Regions from separate parts of the Homo sapiens genome. Here region 2 is linked to region 1. A link is an interaction called in ENCODE POLR2A ChIA-PET data of the cell type or tissue named here. Cell type or tissue: GM12878. All regions are shown on one strand. Each heading gives the region's core, and the rest is flanking DNA. Links, peaks and the distances in the headings are about the cores only.

Region 1 (7,666 bases), core at 2,032-6,031:
AAATGTGAACTTATTTTATCGGTAATCACTAATATCAGAGAGACTCTGCAACACGGACTAAATCCATAATTTTCTCAAGACTAATGATTCCTACAGAAATTAACAACGGAATAGTCAAACATCTGTGTTTCCCAAAGTCTTTCTAGAGATTACTAGCTCCACAGAATGTTCAAAGGTCCTACTCGGTGAGGAAATTCCACGTTCAAATAAGTTTGGAAAGACTGAGTTAAACAAAGTTAAAGAGGATCTTTAACTGCACGGCTTTTCAGAACACCCTAACGTGCATCATCTCCAAGAAGTACTTATCCAGGCAGTATTTTCCAAACTTATTTGACAAAGGATACTTTTTAAGGAAGAGGATCAAACAGGAATAGTTCACTGTGAGCACACTTTGGGAAACTCAGCTCTAAATCTACATTGACATTGAGTTTTGTCTAGTTAAGGCAATGCAAGATGAAACCCTGGGTCCACAGTATGTAGCACAAAAGGTTCCAACCTCAGTTCTACCATCTGAACATTTATCTAATAGTTAATAAAATAACAAGAAAGAATGCAAAAAAAAAAAAAAAAAGTCAAGGGTAGGAGCCTTCTTTAGTGAAACAGCACTAAGAACAAAGCAAAAAGACCATAACATTTTAAAAGCCATTTTGGGCAGGCTCAAGGAGAATGTAATCAGCAGTATCATCATGAGCAGCTCTACAGATCATTAATGCTGGTTTATTTGTCTTTTCAAAAAGAAAAGAAAAAGGTCTTGCAGGGGATGGGCACTCAGCCACTGGAAGACAGAGAGCAAATGTAAACAATTTACTGGCTTTGAACTTATTTAATAATATGTGGGACGGGCCAATGCTGAGTCCAGATGTGGATTTACTGAATTGCTTTTAGACAAAACTCACATATGCAAACATATGCTTGACTTGTATTGAATGTGTCTACTCCATCTTTCCCCTCTCCTGACTCTACTGGACTTGTTAATGTTGAATGATTTTATTTTTGGTATCTCAGGACACTTCTATCTCTGAAAGCCGGGGCATCACTACATATTGATACCCCTACTGGAGAGAAGATTGCACGGACTGGTAAATGATGTTGTCTTTCCTCCTTCTCCCACCATTTTCTCTCCCTCTAGAAGCCGAACCGGAAGTTGACAACCTTCTGGTTTCAGATGCCACCCCAGACGGTTTCCGTCTGTCCTGGACAGCTGATGAAGGGGTCTTCGACAATTTTGTTCTCAAAATCAGAGATACCAAAAAGCAGTCTGAGCCACTGGAAATAACCCTACTTGCCCCCGAACGTACCAGGGACATAACAGGTCTCAGAGAGGCTACTGAATACGAAATTGAACTCTATGGAATAAGCAAAGGAAGGCGATCCCAGACAGTCAGTGCTATAGCAACAACAGGTACTGTAAATAAACAGGAGAGAACAGAGAAAAGTCATGACTCAGGGGTCTTCTTCTCACAGGGCTGAGTAATCACAGGAGCTTTGGATGCAGGCAGGCTGGCGCTCTGATCCTGACTCTTTCAATTACAGACTGTGTTACCTTGGACAATTTGGCTAAGTCCTTATGCAAAAAAAGTATGATGCCATTTACTTAATAGGGTTGTGAGGATTAAATGAGATAATTCATATAAAGCCCATAGCGGAAGGCCTGGCAGGTAGCAAGGGCCCAGCAAATGAGAGCTATTCACGTTGCCATTAATGCATCATCATCGTTACAATTATCATCTTTTTTTTTTTACGTTCCAAAGATTCTTCCTTCTATCTATTATCTCATCATATCTCATCTCATCATATCATATCTCATCATTTTATCCAGAGATACACTTCCTTGTTCTTTGGCCAAATGTTCGAGCTATACCAAGTAGGGAGATAATGGAGAAGCAGCACGTCTATCTATACACATTAATATTTATAAAATGCTACATGTGAATAATCAGTACGGTGATCAGCAAGGATAAAGGAGAGAGCTGGCAAGATTAACATGCTACTGTTTATGAAGCTCTCTAACTTTGATACTCATAACAACTCTGAAAGGCACCTAGAGTGTCCTTGGAGTTTAATTACCTTTTTCCATAGGAGCTGTTTCAAGGAGAAAAAAAAAAAAGATGGTTAATAATATGACTCTTAGGCCCAGAGTGATGGCTCACACCTGTAATCCCAGCATTTCAGGAGGCTGAGACAGGAGGATCACTTGAGTCCAGGAGTTTGAGACCAGCCTAGGCAACATAGTAAGACCCTACCTGTGCAAAAAAAAAAAAAAAAAAAAATCAAAAACTTAGCCAGGTGTGGTGCCTCATGCCCGTAGTACCAGCTACTCTGCAGGCTGAGGCAGGAAGATCTCTTGAGCCCAGGAGGTTAAGGCTGTGGTGAGCTGTGTTCGTGCCACTGCATTCCCACCTGGACGACAGAGCAAGACTCTGTCTCAAATAATGATAATAATAACAGTAGTAATAATATGACTCTTTGTAATAATAATAATACTAAGATGAACATGACTTTTTAAAGAGAAAAGGAAAAACCTCCAACAAGTCAAGTAAATTATTTCATGAAACTGAGGGAGATGCAGAGACATAGCATTCGCTGGAGATGGCTGCTTCAAAGGGAACCAGGGGACAGAACCACAAAATCACCAGGAGAGATAAAAGGGACCTGAGAGATGATGTAGCTCAACCTCTTCTGTTTGTGCATGAAGACTCTGAGGACCAGAATGGTGAAATGATTTTTCTATGATCATAGAGCTAGATTTGGAGTAAAGCCCAATGACCAGCTTATTCTAATACTATTTAAAATGAGCAGTCTGGATGAGAGAAAACCAATGCATATAGCTACTTGCCATCTCTGACAGGCATAGGCATGACATTTGCCAAAACCTCTCCTTTTTGTCTAAAGATAGATATTTTATATTGTTAAGTTTTCAGGACCTAATAAGTGGCAAGAAATCACCCATGTAAAAATAATAATCAGTATTTGTAGGCTTGGAGAAAATGCTAGAATCCAGGCAGCAACCTAGTAAGAGGGAAAAACCCTGTTTCTTATTAACAGGGACACCCTATCCTGGGATGCAGGTCTCAGTCTCCTCCTCCCTGTGGCTGCCCATAAAACGACTCCAGATCAGAGGCAGAGCCTTGATTTTGATCTTGGTTTATAAACAGTGTTCTTCGAAGTTTACTTCTTCTGATCATTGATTTGTTTTGCTGATCTTTTTTTTCTAGAAGCCCTGCAGTTCTAAAGCAAAAAAGAGAATGAATAATCATGAATTGAATTTTTTTTAAGAACAACAAAAAAAAAAGGCAAGGCAGACCCTGCTCTTTTGGAAAGCCCTCTCTTTGATTTTCTTCTCTAGAGCCTAGTAGCTTATAGCCAAAGAGAGGTGCCCATGCGCGTGCGTGCTTGTGTGTGTGTGTGTGTGTGTGTGTGTGTGTGTCTACATGCCTGTGCTCCAGGACCAGGAGAAGACAGGAAAGGGGGCTCTTGAGCACAGAAGATGCCTAATTTCTATCTTCACCTCATCAAGTTTATAAATTTCCCCTTTTGTTTTTTTTTTTTAATCCTTTCTCCTCTCCTCTCTTCCTCCCTCATACCATTGTAAACTCTTCTCTGTAATGTCCTATCCCTCTTCCTCCTGAGAAGGCCCTGCTGTAGCTCCTCCTCTCACTCACAAGGTACCTCTCCATAGCACAAGCTGCCAGCCCTGGGTGCCCAGGGCAGTAGAAAGGGCAGTGGGAGACAGTGTTGCCTGGTGGTTAAGCCAACAACCATGGGACAGTGTCCTTGGAGTTTCATCATGGCTCTACCTCAATTCCTTCATCTGGAAAATAGAATTTAACTCAAAGGTCAGCCACGAGGTTTACATAAGATCATGAATGTCAAGTATTTAGCAGAATTTCTTTACCCACAGTAACCATATTAGCTATTAATGTGTTTGGCCATAAGATACACCTACTAAAATGTACCTACACCAATGAGGTTTTCAGTCAAAGCAATAGTGCGAGTACACCAGGTTGGCAGAGGGAAGTCCTCAGTGCCTGAGTTTATACACCTCACTGTTTTTTGTTTGTTTGTTTGTTTGTTTTTTCCCAGTTAGACTCATCTCGATCTTTCCTAGGGGACACCTTAAAGTCTAGTATGGCCCATGGAGGAAAGAGGGACATTGGAAAGAAAATAAAGAGAGGGCAATCATATTTACTGAATTCTCACTGCATGCCAGATGCTGTGCTGGGAGTTTCACATTTGTTATCTCTGCTAATCCTCAAAACATCCCTGTGGGTGGGTACCACTTTTCCCTCTGGACAGATGGAGAAACTGAGGTTCACAGAAGTGAAGGGACCTGCCCAAGGTCACCCAGCCTCTCAGTGGTATTTGGACAATGAAGCTCTTTCAGGCTCCAGAGACCCATGTGGTTTCTGAAACTTTCCATGGGCAGGGCAAAAACCCAGGCAGCCACAGAGTCTGGGGGTGGCTACCAGGCCACAGAAGAAAGCTGTAGGAGGAGATGTCTTAGATGAGAGAAAAATGCAGAAAGAGGAAGAAAAAAAAACCCTTGCTGAATTTCTGTGGGTTTCAGCATGTAATAATCCCTGTGGGTTGGAGAGGGGAAAAGATGAGGAAGTGAGTTCCCTAGAGCCTGAAAATTGTTTCCTGAATTCTCTGGGTAGGCATGGTTAGCTGAAGAGGGCAAAAATCGCAGCCAAAAAATACACAGAGAAAAGCCAAAGGAAACTGGGTTTTGAGGGGAGGTATTTTGGGAGGCAGAAACTCCCCCTGGGCATGGCTTTTCTCACAGGTAGACCCAGCGTCCACTGGGTGTTTGCTTTGGTGATGAGCCTGAGGTTGTTCTCTTGGCTTTGGACCTCCTTCCAGTTCTAGGAATGGGTTTGCCCAGGTCAGTGTTTGTGTGAACGTTATTTCCAGGATTCCAGGCTGTGCTTGGCTCTGCTGCCTACTCCTGGGACCCAGAAAGATCACATCACAAGAATGTTCATGGAAGCCTTGGTTTGGTTCTCTGTAAAATGGCTATAATCACATCTTTTTGGGGGCTTCTACAGGAGGATTAAGCCTTATAAATTGCAAAGAACTGTACAGTTGTCAAGTCTTAGTATTATTTAATAAAAGGAACTAGAAAGCAAAGATTTAAGAAAATGTTAAAAATCAAAAATGAACGGGGGTCACATTCCAATCTGGGAAACCATTCTCCCACGATTCCTTGGAAGTCAGCTATGGTCCTATCACTCCCCTTGAATTAGACCAAATGACTTTTCTACAACCCTGGGCCCTGTACCTGAAATGAAACAATTGGTCCTAGCAAGTCACAACTTAACCACAGATCACCACATTCTCCATCCTAAAGGCTTGGCTCAGACACAAATTCTAGGCACTGAGTTTTCCTAAATAAGGAATTCAGGAAGAACCATTGATGAACAAGACAGTTAACTGTTTCTGGGCTTCTCTTGTGCTTTCTTCTTGACAGCCATGGGCTCCCCAAAGGAAGTCATTTTCTCAGACATCACTGAAAATTCGGCTACTGTCAGCTGGAGGGCACCCACAGCCCAAGTGGAGAGCTTCCGGATTACCTATGTGCCCATTACAGGAGGTAGGAGACTCGGAAAGGGGAGAGAGAGGAGGAGTGTTGTGGGTTTGGATGGATTCATGAAAAAGACCCTGATAATTTTCATCCTCTAACATCATGATCAAAGAAAATGAATTCTTTATTTGTGAGACCATCTGGAGAGAAGAGAACTCATTTGTAAAGTGCTATGAGGTTCTTAGAAGAAACTTTCTTGTGAAGGGTCACTTGAACAAGACCTTTTTTAACCTTGAAATTATAAAATTCTATGAGAAATAGATCTCTAGTATTGTTTGCACACAATGGCAAAAGATTCTAAATATATTGGCATTTCTCTCCCTGCGCACACTCATCTGAAAAGCTAGTCTTGGATATATGTGAAGTTTTACCTTTGGGTACCAAATCTGTCTGTCTCAGCAAATGATGGCAAGCTGTGCCTTAGAAAATTTGTGAGTTCTAACTCAAAGCGCATGGGCTATAATAGAGACCACAAGGAGGAAGCCCAGTCAAATCTGCCTAAAGACACTCTGGCAGGTAGTAAGCTACCTGTTGCTGAAAGTGTATAAAGAGAGGATGGTTAATAACCTCTTCACAGGAATGCTGTTTTGTCTCTATAGGAAGTCTGACCAGCTGATGTGCAAGTTCTTCACTAGCCCCCAAATTCTAAGAAATACAATTTCTGTGTTTATTAATAAACACTGCAGCACAAACTTGACTATAATCAACTTTCTTTTCTTAAGTAGAATTTCCTCTAGTAAGGGAGTCTATAATCCTAAGCCAAGACAATGGGTGCAATAGATCTGACATACATTACATAGTAAGCTTCCCATATTGTTTGTGGGGAAAAATAATAAGATAAAATTTGCACAACGTGCCAGCTCTCTACTGAACGGAAACTTGCCATTTTTAGTACGTTGTGACTTCATGTTTTCCCCCGCCCCTCCTGGCTTTGTTTTTGGCATCTGCACCAATAGAAAAAGCATACAAAAAGTAAGCCTTCTTCCCTTATGCCAGAGGGTAGGAGCAAATGAGAAGTCAAGAAAGTGGTGTTTGATGAAGATATAGTTTCATTTCTAAATCAGATACACTCTTTTTGGGGGCAACAGTGAATAAGTGTCAGTGAGGTTCATTATTCCTCATCTTGCTTTTACTGTGTTCCAGGTACACCCTCCATGGTAACTGTGGACGGAACCAAGACTCAGACCAGGCTGGTGAAACTCATACCTGGCGTGGAGTACCTTGTCAGCATCATCGCCATGAAGGGCTTTGAGGAAAGTGAACCTGTCTCAGGGTCATTCACCACAGGTGAGTTGGTGGGGTTGTGTGTGTGTGTGTGTGTTACTATTTTTCAGAGGTCACTTGTGCATCCTATGCCATTTCTCACCTTCAGCCTTGTAGCTCATGACTCAGCAGCTGGAAAAAAAGGGGGGTTTTATTTATGAGATCCTAGTGGAAAGTGAACTGGATTTAGAGTGCCAGAGGCCTCTCTTCTGGCCCATCCCAGCCTCTGGTGAGCTGGGTGACCTTAACCTTGTTGGGCCTCCATTTCCTGGACTATTGTGAAAGAAAAAGTCCAAGTTTGGGAGTCATACTTACCTGAATTTAAATCCAAATTCTACCAACTACATGAGCTATCAGTCCATTTTACTAGGGTCCACTTTCCTTCTCTGTAAAACAGACACAATTCTGCTTCCCTCACAGGGTATGGTAAGGATCACATGAAGCTGTGTTTGTAAAGCATCCTGAAATACAATTGTTCATGTTAGCCCACCATCACCTTCACCTCCCCGCCTATTGCCTGGAACCCTTGTGAGTGTCCCTCAAAGCAGGTGTTTCACATGAGCATGTGATGGTGACAGCTACAAAACAGCTCCTCTCTATTTGGTGGCTCTTGCATTCCAGGCACTGTTACTAAACCCTTCACATTTAATCCCCACAGCTATTATCATCCCCATTTTACAGAGGAGACAACTGAGACAAATGAAATACCTTGGCCAAGCCCACATAATTAGTAAATGCTGGAACCAAATTTGAACATAGGTCGGTCTGACTCCAAACTCTCTATCCTTCTAAAATAAAGAGTTCCTTTCCTAGTGTAAC
Region 2 (7,666 bases), core at 1,743-5,742, 340 kb after region 1:
GTGAGGAGGAGAATAGAGGGTCCAGGATATAAACCCTGAAAACCACAACATTTAAGGGCTGATCTGAAAAAGAAGAGACAGGAAAGGAGGCTCAGAAGGAGCTGCCAGTGAGATGGCAAGAAACCCAGGAGTGTCAAAAGAGCCAAGAGAAGAGCAGGTGTCAAGAAATGTGACCAAGATGGGTGCAGAGGCTCATGCCTGTAATCCCAGCACTTCGGGAGGCCAAAGAGGGAGGATCACTTGAGCCCAAGAGTTCAAGACCAGCCCCGGGCAACATGATGAAACCCCGTCTCTTCAAAAATATATATATATACAAATATTAGCCAGGTGTGGGGACACATGCCTGTAGTCCCAGCTACTCGGGAGGCTGGGGCAGAAGGATCACCTGAGTCTGGGGAAATTGAGACTGCAGTGAGCTGTGATCACATCACTGCACTCCAACCTGGGCAACAGAGCAAAACCCTATCTCAAAAAAAATAAGTGTGACCAGAGGACTGAAAGGTATTCCCTGGATTTAGGGACATGGAAGTCATCAGCCACCTCTGCTCCCAATAGGGGAGGTTGTCATTTTCACTGCTGTGACAATAACAATGGTCACAATGGTATCACCTTAGAATTATGTGACATTTTATACTTTTGTAAGCAGTTTATGTTCCACAACCTTCTTCTGTTTTATGGAAATTGTAGATCATAAAGTCACATATTAAGGAACTAGGGAAATTTGTTCCATAAACAAATTGGGGGATATTCTGAACATGCTGAGCGTCTTCAAATTCCCAAAAGGCTGTGCAGTCTTCCAAGCAGAGCTTCAGAGGGCTGTGGGCATCAGGGCCTGACTCAGATGTCTGTAAAATCAGAGTTGTCCAATAACAGGATGTGCTACCTCCAAAGACAATGACAGCCTCACCCTCACTCTACCCACTCCACCTTCTCAAGCACTTTCAAGTTCATTGTCTCATTTCACCTTCAAAACAGTTCTGTGGGGAGAGAGAGGTGGTTTTCCCTGAACTTAACAGATGGAGAACCTGAAGGTCCACTTCTTGTTCCAAGAGCAGTGTTTTGGCCATGCCTTCCATTGGAGACATCTGGGCTGAGCAGTCACCTGTCAGGGAAACCCAGCAAGAATTACTGCCCAGGGGGTAGGGCGTGGTGGCTCACGCCTGTAATCCCAGCACTTTGGGAGGCCGAGGCAGGCAGATCACGAGGTCAGGAGATCAAGACCATCCTGATAACATGGTGAAACCCCGTCTCTACTAAAAAATACAAAAAAATTAGCTAGGTATGGTGGCAGGCACCTGCAGTCCCAGCTACTCGGGAGGCTAAGGCAGGAGAATGGCATGAACCCAGGAGGCAGAGCTTGCAGTGAGCCAAGATTGCACCACTGCACTCCAGCCTGTGCAACAGAACGAGACTCCATCTCAAAGAAAAAAAAATTACTGCCCAGGGGAAGGAGGGAGCGCATGTAGGGGCTGGCAGTGCATGTGCTAGCTGAGATTACTTCTAGCTAAATAATCAGTAACAATGGTTTTCTTCATCACATAGGGTAACACTCTTTACAGATAAGGAAACTAAAGTACAGAGGAAATGTTAGTGAAAAATAAAGGTCCTCCTAGGTTGCAGTGAGCCGAGATTGCGCCATTGTACTCCAGCCTGGGCGACAAGAGTGAAACTCCATCTCAAAAATAAATAAATATATATATAAATAAAATAAAGCTCCTCCCACAGACCCACCAAAGGCAGTGCTTCTACAGACCTCAGCAACAGCATTCCAATCTCACAGCGTTCAAACAATTATTGATCAGTTATTGATGGGTTTGCCTGGAGAAGTGTTCTCCACGCTGATGGGGCACTGGTCAGGGAATTTCTGTCCCTGTGCCCTGCTGCAACAACCCCTTAATGACTGTGCCCTGCATGGGATCAGCAGTGCCCCACACTCAGACTCTGGGTTACTGCTCTTTTGTTCATACTCAGAAAACTCAGCTCTTCTTCTAAGAGTATCACCATGTCAGGGAATAAGGACACAAAGGACTGTGTAGAACAAATTATGAGCAGTGACACAACACTACTATCCAGAAGCAAGGGCAGCCATGGACTGTTTCAACTCTTGAGCAGAACTGATCTCTTCAACCTAAGAAAGTCACTGAGACTCCCGGACATCTTGGTGGAGGGTGGGGGGAGGGGGGAAGTGGGAAGGTGGATCCTCATGGATGCAATGGAAACTTCCTGCTAATTGGGACAGGGAATGCTTCTGCAATTAATTTGAAAGAAATGATAAGCAATGCAATTAATTTGAAAGAAATGATAAGCAAACCAAGTATCTGTCAACAAGAGAATGAATTAATAAATTAAGGTATTTTCACATAGTGAAATACTATATGGCATAAAAAAAGGATGAAAAAGGATATTCACATGTAAAATATCACAGTAAATTTAAAAAAGGCAAATTGCATAAAAATCATGTCATATATGCAGTATGACATAATTTAATGTAGTTCAAAACCTGCAAAACAATGCTTTACATGGCTTAAGGACACACATGTGCCAGTGCAGTAAAAGTATAAGTAAAATGACCAGGAATGATAAAAAGCTCATTCAGCAAATTGGCTACTTGTTGAGAAAGGAGGTGGCACAGAGGAGGATGTGGTAGGAAAGGGATGCACAGGAGGTTCTACCATATTGGAAATGCTTTGTTTCTTAGAATAGGTTAGGTATACCCACCTTACATTATTCTTTATGCCTTATTTCTTTCAAAATATGTTTCCTAATAAATTTTTGTGACCATGCTTATCCCCAAAGCCAGTAAGACAAGTCACAGATATCACGTTTATTAACAAACCTGTCTCCTCTGCTGAAGTGTGAGGATATTCTTTCTTGAGGCCAGAACGACCCAGCTATAACCTGGTCCCAGATTCCTGGTCCTCAGAAACTGTGTAAAATACTAAATGTTTATTGTTATATCAAGCTGCTAGGTTTGGGAATAATTTGTTCCACAAGAATAGAAAACTATTACAAGGAACAACTGAGTATTTTTGAGAAAGCAAGGACATGATGAAAGTGGTATTTTTCCAGACTATCTTGTAACCTCCTAAGGACCAAATAACCAAATTTATTTTTGATCTGCAAAGCCCCAGGGGTTAGCACAAATTGGGAAGAGCTGGTGGCCCCAGGCTTGGTGGGGGACAGAGAGCATGTTAGTAATTTCAGTGCAGCCTCGGCAGACCATTCTTGGTCAACTTTGCACTTTTTTCAATCAAATCTACTTGCCTCAAGGGGACACCCTCCCAAGGACAAAAAGTAGACCTTCAGGCTTCTCTGCAAACCTCCAAAGCTCAGGCAGGCATAGGGGAGGGGCAGCTGATTAATGATGTTTCAGAGGAGATGAGGAAAACATCCTCATCCTGGCCAGGAGATACTGTGCAGCCATAAGGGACAAGATGGCCAGGAATGGAATCAAAGACCTCTGACCTTCCAGCTCTCCTTGCAGCCTGGAAGGACACGATTCCTGGTTTGATGTCTCATTTACCATCTTAGGCCAATGCTTCCAGTTAGCACAAAGGTGAGGGTAGGGTAGCGATGGGTACAGGGATGCCTGTGAAAAAAATACGCAAAGGGAAAAAGAAAAACAATTTGGTAAAGCAAAGGGAGCAATCTGTTTGCCTGGGCTGCAGCATCCAAAGCTGATTCAAAAAGAAAGCTCTGCTGTCAAGTGGAAAATGGGTTTTTCCCTAAAGCAAGCTCTCGAAATTGTCCAAGAATTGAGTGTTCTGTCAGAGGGGGAGGGATGAGATTGATCACAGAAATAGATACAGTCCCCTGAGTGGAAAACATCTTCATTCTGATGTACTGTTAGGAGCTCAGCTCATGGGCATGGTAGGGAAATATTGTACTGGGTTAGGAGTAATCGCTCTAAAGCTAAATTCATCTTCCCCATTTCTTGGGGGTAGAGTAGAGAATAATCAATTATATTTGGGTGCAGTTCACACTGTAACAAGGAAATATGCCCTCTGCCAAAAAAGGTTTGAGAGAGAAGGAGTTGTTGTTTGTTTTGGGTGTTTTTATGAAACTAGTCTTTTAACAGAGCAAAATGTAAAAGACTAAGTAAGATCTTAGAAGTTTACACAGAAGCCAAAGAGGCCTCAGCCTGTTCCCTTAGAAGCTCTCCAATGATCCCGTCCATCTGCGAATGGGAAAGCTGAGATCCAGAAAAGGGAAGCTGCAGAGCCAAGGGCCTACAAAGATAGTTGGCAGAGCTTACACCAGAACCCAGGAACCCACCTGGAAGAGGGCAACAGCTATGAAGTGTTTGAGCCTTTGCAGTCCAGATGGAGGATGAATGTGAGTATGAAGCACTGCTCATTTTTTAGCCATTACTAACACTAGTCTTCTTGGAGAAAGCCTACTCTGGTCATACAAGATGCTGGTAAGGGAAAGAGAACTAGAAAGCAGGAGCTCGCTCACCCAAGCAGAGCTTATAACCAAGAGCAGCATCTTAGCCTCTGGGAATTGAGTTTTCTTGTGCCTGGGCCCAGCATGGACTTCCTCAGAGCTGTGTTTGGGGAAAAGTCAGCTTAGAAATATGGCAGCAGGGGCTACTTAAAAGAAAAGTAGCCATAGGCTGAATGAAAAGGCAGATAAAGATAGCAGGTGGAGTGTCTCAGTACCAAAGAGACCTGGGTGTAAATCCTAGTTCTGCCCCTTCCAGCCATGCGAGCTTGGCCAAGTCACTGTATATCTCTAGCCTCCATTTCCTCTGCTTTAAAATGGAGATAATAAATATGTATCTTGCAGTAAGCTTCAGGGTACATAGGAGGTGCTTGATAAATGTTTTTAACTTTTTCATGCTGAGCTTAAGAAAAAAAAAAGCAGGGGGAACAAGACACTGATGCATGCACAAACACATCACCTGCCCAGATTGACCCTACTTGCCTGCTGTTTGTAGACCATCCTTTTAGCTACCTTAATACATACTAATTTCCTAATGACAGAGATCTAAATACACACTGTGTGTGTCTTGATCACCAAACTTAATGTAGGTCCTCCACCAGACTCACTCCCTGGCCACATAAAATTCCAATGGATTGGGCCATGTGTGGTGGCTCATGCCTGTAATCCCAGCACTTTGGGAGGCTGAGGCAGGCAGATCACAAAGTCAGGAGATTGAGACCAGCCTGGTCAACGTGGCAAAACCCCGTCTCCACTAAAAATACAAAAATTAGCTGGGTGTGATGGCACGTGCCTGTAATCCCAGCTACTTAGGAGGCTGAGCAGAAGAATCGCTTGAACCCGGGAAGCGGAGATTGCAGGAGCCGAGATCACGCCACTGCACTCCAGCCTGGTGACAGAGCAAGACTCCATCTCAAAAAAAAAAAAAAAAAAAATTCCAATGAATTTAGAAGCCAAGATACCCTATGCTCTCCCCTCCCCATCACCTAAATTTTCCCTGGCGGTTCCAGTGACAGGACAGAAAACAGTGGGCAAGCATGTAGGTCCCAGAGCAGGCAGAGCTGGGCTCAGATCCTGCCTCCAACTGGCTGAGTGAACTTGGGCAAAGTGTGGACCCCTGTAAGTCTTAGTTTCCTCATCTGTGAGACAGCAGTGACAATCAATACCTATTTTGCTGGTTTTTATGATGTTTAAAAAAGAAGCAATTAAACATAGAGTCAGCCAATGTTTGTGGTGGTTGCCACTGTTAATATCATATACCATGAAATCAGGGTAGGTTGCCCTCCCCAGAAGGGCAGCTAGGTGTGGCCAGTCTTGGGAATCCAGCCTCTGCTGGGGAGTCGTTACGTGGTTCTAAGCAAGTCATTTAACCTCCCTGAGCCCCCATTCCTTCTTATGGGCAATAGATTTTTTTTCCCCCCAGAGTTTTGCTTTTGTCACCCAGGCTGGAGTGCAATGGCATGATCTCGGCTCATTGCAACCTCCACCTCCCAGGTTCAAGCAATTCTCCTGCCTCAGCATCCTGAGTAACTGGGACTACAGGTGCATACCACCACTCCTGGCTAATTTTTGTATTTTTTTTTAGTACAGATGGGGTTTCACCATGTTGACAAAACTGGTCTCAAACTCCTGACCTCAGGTGATCCGCCTGCCTCGGCCTCCCAAAGTGCTGGGAATATAGGCATGAGCCACCACGCCTGGTGTGGAAAATAGATTTTAATACTATCCAGACCTCAGAATGTTTCTGTAATATTCAACTAAGACAATAGAAATAATAGTGGTTAGAAAACTCTGTAGCATGACTCCATAAAAGGAAAATTATGATTTAGATGTGACTGGACAACAGTAATTCTAAAATGCTTTCATTCCACAGTTACTCAGGATGCAGGCAGAAAAGAGATGAAAATTAGCAGTGGGAGAGGTAAGATAAAATCAAAATATTTGGGGCCTGGAGCAGTGGCTTATGCCTGTAAACCTAGCACTTTGGGAGGCCAATACGGGAGGATTGCTTAAGGCCAGTAGTTCGAGACTAGCCCCATCAACATAGTGAGACCCCATCTATGTTGGAAACCTCTAATAGCACAAAATCTACCCAAAGCAGAACATTTGGATCCCATCTTAAACCCTATTTCGTTATTTCTACTATTATTTCATTTTGGATTACAATCTTTTTTGTCTGTTTACTTCCCAAGAACAGTTGTCTTTTTTCTGTTCTCTGGTGTTACTAAACAATAGAAATACTCCAGTTAAGAGCTTTCATAGCAACAATCCTCCACGTGGCTAGTCAGGAGCCAAGGTAAAATTCTATGGGACAGCAGACACAAAGCACCTCTAAAGCAATACTGGTCTTTCCCACAAAGGGAATGAGGAAGCCAGCTGAGCAAATGCAGGAATCCTTATAGTGGCCTAAAAACATCAGTTCCAGCCATGCATCATCTTTCCAGGTCTTAGAAAGTGGACAAGACCGAGAGATCACACCATGCCCGATTGAATCCAAATGCTGCCCTTTAAAAAGTTACCTTATGCATTAAAATGGTCTCCTCACCCAAAAACAGGGATAACAACATGTATCTAGAGGATTGTTGTGAGGGTTACATGAATAAACTATGTAAAAGGTTTATCCAAGGGCCTAGTGCCTAATTCCTAATTAAGTGCTCAATAAACAGTAGGGTGTTTTTTTTTTTTTTTTTAAATCTCCAGCTGGAACTTTGAGGCTTTCTGTTCTTTGCTGTTTGTATCTGATTTTCCACATAGTATCCTCTTTTGCTTTCCCAATAACCCAACCAGATGTCTATAGATAGGACTCATTAGCACCACTTGACTGTTGGAGAAATGAAGTGACTTGGCCTAGGTCACACCGGGGATGACTAGAGGGGAAGACTCAGTGCCTTCCAAGGCCTGCAGTAAAAGGCTGGCCTCACAGGCCCCAAGGAGAAGCCCCGGAATCACCAGAGGAACAGAGCAAAAGCCAAGGGTGCCAAATCCCATACAAAGCCCCCTACATAGGGTGAAATTCCAGACTCAGTACTCTTATGGAAGAGCAAATGTGACTCAGTTTCCCCACCCCCATCTGAGCCAGGGCCTGGTGCCAGTGCTGCCCAGCTGACTGCCGTCGGAGCCACCAGCACCTGACCACAGACAGGCACCCATCAGCTTCCCACAAAACTTGTCCTGTCGGGCCGGGCGCGGTGGCTCACGCCTGTAATCCCAGCACTTTGGGAGG

The links. Peaks named below come from ENCODE experiments on the same cell type or tissue, not always from the same donor. Only the 100,000 strongest peaks of a DNase experiment are listed, where the experiment ranks them.
Region 2: POLR2A ChIA-PET joins it to region 1 with 6 read pairs; 3 of 35 experiments call an interaction of 5 or more read pairs at or near these places.

What each region holds. Positions count from the first base shown.
Region 1 is chr9:115,040,146-115,047,811 of GRCh38, reverse strand. It overlaps TNC (tenascin C), which reads left to right. Exons shown (of 28, transcript NM_002160.4): 17 at 1,130-1,402; 18 at 5,471-5,593; 19 at 6,728-6,871. Among named protein-coding and RNA genes, the nearest start is that of TNC, 74 kb to the left of the region's middle. RefSeq lists an enhancer at 4,320-4,379. In GM12878, for the core only: no CTCF peak of the experiment used is centred there; a DNase peak (open chromatin) is centred at 4,381.
Region 2 is chr9:114,703,052-114,710,717 of GRCh38, reverse strand. No RefSeq gene overlaps it. Among named protein-coding and RNA genes, the nearest start is that of TEX48, 25 kb to the right of the region's middle. In GM12878, for the core only: no CTCF peak of the experiment used is centred there; no DNase peak of the experiment used is centred there; H3K27me3 peaks cover 236 bases.